2 separate regions of the Homo sapiens genome follow, and region 1 is linked to region 2. The links are chromatin loops, found by intact Hi-C in ENCODE. Cell type or tissue: A673. All regions are shown on one strand. Links, peaks and the distances in the headings refer to the core of each region. The heading gives the core; the rest is flanking DNA.

Region 1 (4,397 bases), core at 249-4,248, 660 kb before region 2:
AATCATTGTGCTTCTTTCCTTCTATTTAGAAAACTGACCAATCATATAGTAGAACCTCTAACCTCTCATTGCCTATTTCCTCCCTTTGGTTGCTTTCTTCCTTTCTTCAGTAGCGTTCTGTTGCGATGCTGCTCATATCTGTAAACACTGGATAGTTATAAAACCAGGTTCTAACTAACAGAAGACCTTTTTTACTGTACACTTAAGTGCATTCAGTTTGCTTAATGATAATTCTTTGTTTAACAGCATAAATCAGCAGCCAGTTTCTTCTCTGGTGATTGACATCTTGAAAATTCAGATTTGTAGCTACCATTGTACACAAATTAAACTTGTTTTTGGCAAAATACGACTTCGTATCTTCAGTAACTAGCTACTCATTAAATTAAATGAGATGTAAATTACCTAGCACAATTAACCAGTAAATTGTCCAGTTAACCAGTAAACAGCTCACTTTTCCTTTGATAATAAAAATGTAAATCCTAGTCGGAACAATTGAAAAAAATGAACACAAAGGCCTACAGTCAAATCAATTAACTTTGCAAAAGTGTGCTCCCAATCTTATTACAATCTTTTGCTCTTTGATGTTGTATTCATTCTGAGGCTACACAGTTTAAATCATCCTACAGCTGCTAAACAGGCTTGGCAGTAGTAGAAAGATGGCCTCAAGCTGTTCTTATCCTTGGTGGGTAGAAAGAATTTCTTCTTCTACATTCCTGGGCTTACAGGGGACCAGCTGAAAGCCCTATGGCTGCCCCTTCTGTGACTAATATATTTAATTATTGTGCTCACCCTTAGCTTGGCATGCCTTCTGCGAGCCCCCAGCAAGGCCAGGAAAAACTGTATGGTTTGTATTATGATATTTGCTAGCTAGTACCTATCTCCCCTCTATCTCTCATTTTCTAAGTCAGAGAAGAATATATGGAAAAAGCAACTTGATTTTCTTTCTCTATGTCCTTTATGCATAAGCTCAACCTAATCTTAACAGTGTTCTTTCCCATCAGCATCGTTTTACCTCTGGTTACCATAGTGACCAGCTACTGCTATCTTGCTTTTAGTCAAGCCTCTCAAATCCTGTTTATTGTTCAATACAGGAATTTTGTATTATACCCAGTAACCTAAAAGCTGCTATTTTTGGAATAATGATAGTCCGATTTTCCTCTTTAAGGGGTTTCTCACTTGGCCATCTTTTTCTAGGTCCTGTTTGTTTCCAAGCTGTAAAGAGTCTTCAAGAACTTTCTCCTGCCTATCTACTTTTTTCTGTCTCCAGGGTCCACTTAAGTTTTTTTTCTACTCCGTCTGCCAAGATTCAAATGTGTAATTCCTGATAGTTTATTAAATAAAGCAGTTTAGCTCTTTCTGTGTCTTATCTCTCTCACATAAACTCTCCCTGGGAGGCCTTGCCTTTACAAGGAACAGAACCCCAACTATGTTGATTTTGAATAAAAATAGTCTTTCTTTTTCTCTCTCTCAAAGGGGTATTATTCAGTCTCCCTAAGCAACGGGCTCATACAGCAGCCTACTGATAAAGTAACACTTTGTGTGATAAGAAAAACACACAAAGGCAATTTTTCTAAAAGTAGGATTTTTATTTTAAAGAGTTTCAAGTTTCAATTTTATAAGATACTTAATGAATTGATAATAGAAAAACAAGGAAAGGAGTAAAAAGATGAAGAAAAATATTTAAAAAATAGATTTGTATCATTTTCAAAGGTCCCGTGAAATACTTAGTTGTAGATCAGTACTAGCTCTGGCGCAGGTAAACAGGATGATAAGAAGGCAAGACCATGGCTTATGGGATGACAGGGTCAGGGTGCAAATCCCAGCTCTGCCAATTACCAGCTCTATCATTCTAGTTACCTTCCCAATAAAAGAGAAACGTTCCCTCTAAACAAAGCTGAGTGAAGTAATCAATGCAATATTACTTATTAGAACTCGGTACATGGCCATTTTTGGTGGTCTCAGTGAGACATAGATGGTCCTCCTTAAGAAATTCAGCCTTCATTTGACACTAAAACCGATCTCAGTAAGCCCAGACAAGATGTGTCATCCTCTGGAATAAGATTAAGCCGTTTCTGCCAAATAGTCAGATTTCCTATTTGACAAGTGCAATAGAGTCCACAATCAAATTCCCTAGGATGAGGCTGTGAAATAAATGTAGACCAAAGCCCATCCTTCCCTTTGCCTCCTGTCTTACAAAGCAAAAGAGTAAAGTCCAGCCCTAATATTTATTAAAAGACTCTCAGCTTCTTAGTCTTTGATCCAAAACTCTGGTATGAGACTGTGGTGAGTTCAAGGATTTTGGAGCCAATCAAGGAAAAGACACAACCACAAGATGGCAGTATTGCACAACAGTCTTTATTAGGCAGCACTTGGACAGGTTTGCAAGAGTTCTGGGAAGTGTCTAACACTGGAAGACCTTCCAGATACAATAGCATGGGACCACTACATAGAAGTAAACTAGGGCAAGGAAATTCTGGGAAAGCAGGGAATTGGACAGGGGGTTTATATGTCTACCTGATGTCACTCTGCAGCCATGTGGGGGAGTCTCTGGGTCAAAGCTACAAAGGGTAGCATCAAATAGTTACAGGGTGTATTAGTCCATTTTTTTCATATTGCTATGAAGAAATACCTGAGACTGGGTAATTTATAAAGAAAAAGAGATTTAATGGACTCGCACATCTACATGGCTAGGAGGCCTCACAATCATGGTGGAAGGCAAGGGATCATTAGAGCAAAGGCATGTCTTCCATGGTGGCAGGCAAGAAAGCCTGTGCAGGGGAACTGCCCTTAAAAAGACCATCAGATCTCGTGAGACTTACTATCACGAGAACAGCATGGGAAAAACCCATTGGCATGATTCAATTACCTCCCACCAGGTTCCTCTCACAACACGTGCGGTTTATGGGAGCTACAATTCAAGATGAGATTTGGGTGGGGACACAGCTGAATCATATCACAGAGTTTGTCTAATCTCTGGCTAGTGGATGTTAAGTGAAGTTTTGTAAAGAATGCAAAGCAGGCAGACTCTTAAGTAGCTTACAGTATAATAATTTGGGCTATATGTAAACCAATCGGAGGTGTAAGAATTTGAGTTTGGCACTGGCAGGCTTGGAACTAGCTATGAAGAAGTAAACAGTATAAAGACCAATACAAAAAGGTCACCTTTAACTCCTTTCTATAAAAAAGACTCATCCTTTCAGAACCTTGGTTTACAACTTATTGTCTCACATTAATCCAAAGGCTAATAATATCAAAGGCAGTGTAAAGATAATGATGGTGATGATAATAATTACAATGGCTACATTAAATAGGCAAGGGCCTACTGTGAGCCTCAACACGGAGAAAGAAGAGAAAGAACCCGCAGCCTGGTCCCCTTTCCTCAGATAAGGCAGCAAAGTCCCAAAGCCCTGACTAAGTGAATTCATATTCAAATAGGTGATGGCTTTACTATAAAAACTGTATTTATTCACCACACACACACATTTATATTAAAATTAACCCAAATTTTCTGTAACTTTCCCAGTAAAAATTTTTATCTCTCAGAAGATGTTTTGTTCCTTGGAAAGACAGTCATTACCTAACTTATTCCCAAACACTGATAAATTATTTTTGAAAACCTGCTTTTGATGATAAAAATGTCTCTTTGTCATTCAAATACCACTGGATTCTGTTAAAGTCTGAAGAAAATATTAAATAATTTTATTTGTGTAAAAAGCTAAAAATAGAAAAGCAGTAATTATAAATAATATTCCTTGTTTTCTAAGAGATGAAGTACAGCCAAATGACTTAGCAAATGTTAAAATTTTAAACCTACTTAGTTTACTGAATAAATCAATAATTTTCTATTCTTAGTGAATTGGTCAGAAAAAGTAGTCAAATCTTATGAGAATTCAAAAAGTACATTACAGAATACTTTTTCTGTAGTGTTTAATCTCCTAAATTTCAAATGTTATTTTTGGAAAGGGAAATTGTGAAGTAATTGATTTCAACATGTTATCATTAGACTTGTAGGAAAGCATCAAAATTATTATTAAAAAATGGAACAATGCTAATGTTACTAAATGTATCCATTTTTCTCAGCACCACAATTTTGAGCATTTTAACCAGCCAAAGTGAGCTAGACTTACAATTAAATTTCTATTGTTTTATTGAATTTAAAAAATCATTTAATCAAAAATAAATTCATGACCCAATAGTGATAATGTGTGGGGTGGTAGGGGGAGAGAGGCAGAGAGAGGTAGAGAGAGAGATTGAAAAGGAAGTTTTGCAAGGAAGGGAGTGAAACAGATAGGGAGGGGAAGGGAGTGGGAGAGAGAAAGAGAAAGGGGCGAGGAATAAAAAGGAAGCTTCTTGAAAGAATGCTAATACCATGTAGAAAAATGATAGGATATGTCCAT
Region 2 (4,397 bases), core at 205-4,204:
TATCTTTTTCTCTCCATCTGATTTCTCCAGAATAAAATATTTTTGAGTATTTTTTTCAACTTTGACTTTAGATTCAGGGGTTACATGTGCATGTTTCTTACCTGAGCAACCCTGAGGTTTGGGGTACACATGATCCCATCACCCAGGTGTGAATATTCTTAATTTATGGCATTAGAGTTATTTGAATAAGTTCAATAAGTATTTGTTCTCTTTTAAAACAGGACACAATAGAAAACACTGGTTATTTTACCAAGGCTTTGGCTGAAATGTCATATTTTCAGATATGACCAGACTACTTTTAAGAATTAAGGTTGACTTTATAGAGGTGAGAAAAGGATTCTTGAAAAGACTGCTCTGATACTTCCTTTATATAATATAATTTCTTTACAAAATTCCTGTAGTAAGTAAAGAAATGCCACTTTCTGACAGGCCCAGGAACACCAAGTTATTTTAGAACATCAAAAAGAGAGGAATTTACCAATTTCATACAGGTATCTGCAGGCATAGATAAATTTTTGGCTTGGCTCAAGAGGCTTTTAAAAGTCTAACTTAAAATTCTTTATGAAAAAAAGTACAGCAAAGCCAATTTTAAAAGAGCCTGTATAGCCAATAACTATTATTTGTGCACACTACTATAAAAATAATCACACCAAGTATAATAAGACTAAAATAAATTTTTCAAATAAGTTGTTCCTATTGTGACTGGTCTTTGGTAGAAATGGGAAGGAGGAGAGGGAAAATTATGTTTCTAAAGAAAACTGTAGAGGGGTGGGGTTAAGATGGCCAACTAGAAGCAGCAGCAGTTGGAAGCTCCCACCAAGAAGAACAAAAACAGCATGTGAATCCTGCACTGGCAACCAAGGTGATATGGTTTGGCTGTGTCCCCACCCAAATCTCATCTTGCATTGTAACTCCCACAATTCCCATGTGTTGTAGGAGGGACCTGGAGGGAGATAATTGACTCATGGGGATGGGTCTTTCCTGTGCTGTTCTCATGATAGTGAATAAGTCTCACAAGATATGATGGTTTTAACAATGGGATTTTCCCTGCACAAGCTTTCTTCTCCGGTCTGCCACCATGTGAGACGTGCCTTTCACCTTCCACCATGATTGTGAGGCCTCCCCAGCCAGGTGGAACTGTGAGTCCAATAAACCTCTCTGTTTTGTAAATTGCCCAGTCTCAGATATGTCTTTATTAGCAGCATGAAAATGGACTAATACAGTAAATTGGTACCAGTAGAATGGGGCACACCACTGGAAAGATACCCGAAAATGTGGCAGCAACTTTGGAACAGGGTAACAGCCAGGAGTTGGAACAGTTTGGAGAGTTCAGAAGAAGACAGGAAAATGTGGGAAACTGGAAATTCCTACATACTTGTTGAATGGCTTTGCACAAAATGCTGATAGCAATACGGACAATAAAATTCAGTCTGAGGTGGTCTCAGATGGAAAGGAGAAACTTACTGAAACCTGGAACAAAGGTGACTCCTGTTATGTTTTAGCAAAGAGACTCTCAGCATTTTGCCCCTGCCTTAGAGATTTGTGGAACTTTGAACTTGAGAGAGATGATTTAGGGTTATCTGACAGAAGAAATTTCTAAGCAGCAAAGTATTTAAGAAGTGACAGGTGCTGTTAAAGACATTCATTTTTATAAGGGAAGCAGAGCATAAAAATTCAGAACACTTGCAGCATGACAATGCAGTAGAAAAGAAAATCCCATTTTCTGAGAAGAAATCCAAGCTAGCTGCAGAAATTTGCATAAATAATGAGGAGCCAAATACTAATCCCCAAGACAATTGGGAAAATGTCTCCAGGGAATGTCAGAGGCCTTCCTGGCAGCCCCTCCCAGAGGCTAGGAGGAAACAGTGGTTTTATGTGCCAGGCCCAGGGTCCCCATGCTGTGTGCAGCATAGGGACTAGGTGTCCTACATCCCAGTCGCTCCAGCCATGGCTAAAAGGGGCCAAAGGAGAGCTTGGGCCATGGCTTCAAAGGGTGCAAGCCCCAAGCCTTGGCAGTTTCCATGTGGTATTGAGCATGCAAGTACATAGAAGTCAAGAATTGAGGTTTGGGAACCTCCGCCTAGATTTCAGAAGACTTACAGAGACTCCTGGATGCCCAGGCAGAAGTTTGCTGCAGCAGCGGGGCTCTCATGGAGAACCTCTACTAGGGCAGTGTGGAAGGGAAATTTGGGGTTGAAGCTACCACACAGAGTCCCTACTGGGGCACCACCTAGTGGAGGCATGAAAAGAGGGCCACTATCCTCCAGACCCCAGAATGGTAGATTCACCAACAATTTGTACCATGCACCTGGAAAAGCCACAGACACTGACACTCAATGCCAGCCCATGAAAGCAGCCAGGAGGGAAGCTGTACCCTGCAAAGCCAAAGGGTCAGAGCTGCCCAAGACCATGGGAACCCACCTCTTACATCAATGTGACCTAGATGCAAGACATGCAGTCAAAGGAGATCATTTTGGAGCCTTAAGATTTTGCTGCCCTGCTGGATTTCAGATTTGCATGGGACCTGTAGCCTCTTTGTTTTGGCCAATTTCTCCCATTTGGAATGCCTGTATTTACCCAATGCCTGTACCCCCATTGTATCCAGGAAGTAGCTAACTTGCTTTTGATTTTACAGGCTCGTAGATGGAAGTAACGTGCCTTATCTTGGATGAGACTTTGGACTGTGGACTTTTGAGTTAATGCTGAAATGAGTTAAGACTTTGGGAGACTGTTGGGAAGGCATTACTGGTTTTGAAATGTGAGGACATGAGGAGTCAGGGGTGAAATAATACAGTTTGGCTGTGTCACCACCCAAATCTCATTCCCATAATTCCCAAATGTTGTGAAAAAACCTGTTGGGAGGTAAATTGAATCATGGAGGTGGGTCTTTCCCTTGCTGTTCTTGTGATAGTGAATAAGTCTCATATGATCTGATGGTTTTAAAAATGGGAGTTTCCCTGCACAAGCTCTCTTCTCTCATCTGCTTCCATGTGAGATGTACATTTCACCTTCCACCATGATTGTGAGGCCTCCCCAGGCACGTAAAACTGTGAGTCCAATAAACCTCTGTGTGTGTGTGTGTGTGTGTGTGTGTGTGTGTGTATGTGTGTGTAAATTGCCCAGTCTTGGGTATGTCTTCATCAGCAGCATGAAAATGGACTAATACACAAGGTATCCTGGTTCTATCATCAGAACTGACTAGGCAGTTGGCATTACCCTCGGAGAGCAAGGAAAAGCAGGGTGGTGCATTGGCCCACCTGAGAGCCACATGGGGCAGGGGAACCCCCACCCCCAGCCAAGGAAGGGGGTGAATGAGCATGCTACTCAGCCTGGGAAAGGGTGCTTTTTCCATGGAACCATGCAACCTACAGATCAGAAGATCCCACTCGGGAGCCCATACCACCAGGTCCTTGGGCCCCAACCACAGAGCCATGCAGGTTCTCATCAGCCACTTAGCTGGAGTTTGCCTAAGACCATCAAGTTCCTAAAGGGAGGGACAGCTGTCATTACTGCTGCTGCCTGCTGTCTAAGCCATCTGAGCTCCCTAGAGAAAGGGTAGCAGTCATCATCATGGCTGCCTAAGACAACTGAGCTCCCTGAGGGAGGGGCAGCCAGCATCACTGCAGCTGTCGACTGCCTAAGAAAACTGAGTTCCCCAGAAGAGAGATGGCAACCATCATGGCGGCTGCTAACTGCCTAAAACACTGAACTCCCGGGGGGAAGGGCAGCAGCAATCACTATAGCTCCAGGCTGCATTGTTCCCCTGCTGGAACTGGGAAAATTAGATGGCTTGGTCCCAGTAGGTATTCCCCACAGCACAGCACACCAGCTGTAGCAGACCATGGCCAGACTGCCTCTTTAGGCCAGACACTGACCCATCCTTCCTCACTGGGCTGGGCCTCCCTGAAGCAACTCCAGCAACTCCAGCCAGGTGCTTAGGGACAGAACTCTGATGTCCCTGGGTCTGAACCCCTAAGGGGTAGGGTGGTCATAGTCTCCATGGATCAGCAGGCTTAGCCTTTTGCCTTGCTAGCTCTGAGGAATCCAAGCAGGCCAGATGAGTGGCTTTCCCCCCAGCACAACACACCCCCTCCACCAACAGATAGCCAAAGTGCTTTGTTAAATGGGTCTTGATTCCCATGCCCCTCAACTGGGTGAGACCCCCCACAACAGGGGCGACCAGACACCCTATACAGGAGCGTTCCTAGTCAGGTCAGTGCCCCTTGAGGTCAGAGATCACAGAGGAAGGAGCAGGCACCCATCCTTTGCTTTTTTCCAGCCTCCTCGTGTGACATCCCCAGGTGCAGTGGTGCCCCAGATGAATAGGACCTGAAGTGAATCCCCAAAAAACTTCAACAGCCCTACAGAAGAGGAACCTGACTACTGAAAGTAAAGCA

The links. Hi-C counts contacts between places; a loop is a spot of excess contacts. Peaks named below come from ENCODE experiments on the same cell type or tissue, not always from the same donor. Only the 100,000 strongest peaks of a DNase experiment are listed, where the experiment ranks them.
Region 1: a loop joins it to region 2, with 3 times the contacts of the local background. A loop is called at or near these places in 2 of 110 quality-filtered maps.

What each region holds. Positions count from the first base shown.
Region 1 is chr1:69,735,713-69,740,109 of GRCh38, reverse strand. All of the region lies in intron 2 of LRRC7 (leucine rich repeat containing 7), which reads right to left. Among named protein-coding and RNA genes, the nearest start is that of LRRC7, 170 kb to the right of the region's middle. In A673, for the core only: a CTCF peak has its summit at 2,330 (motif pointing right); a DNase peak (open chromatin) is centred at 2,339.
Region 2 is chr1:69,071,192-69,075,588 of GRCh38, reverse strand. All of the region lies in intron 1 of LINC01707 (long intergenic non-protein coding RNA 1707), which reads right to left. Among named protein-coding and RNA genes, the nearest start is that of LINC01707, 17 kb to the right of the region's middle. In A673, for the core only: a CTCF peak has its summit at 2,241 (motif pointing left); no DNase peak of the experiment used is centred there.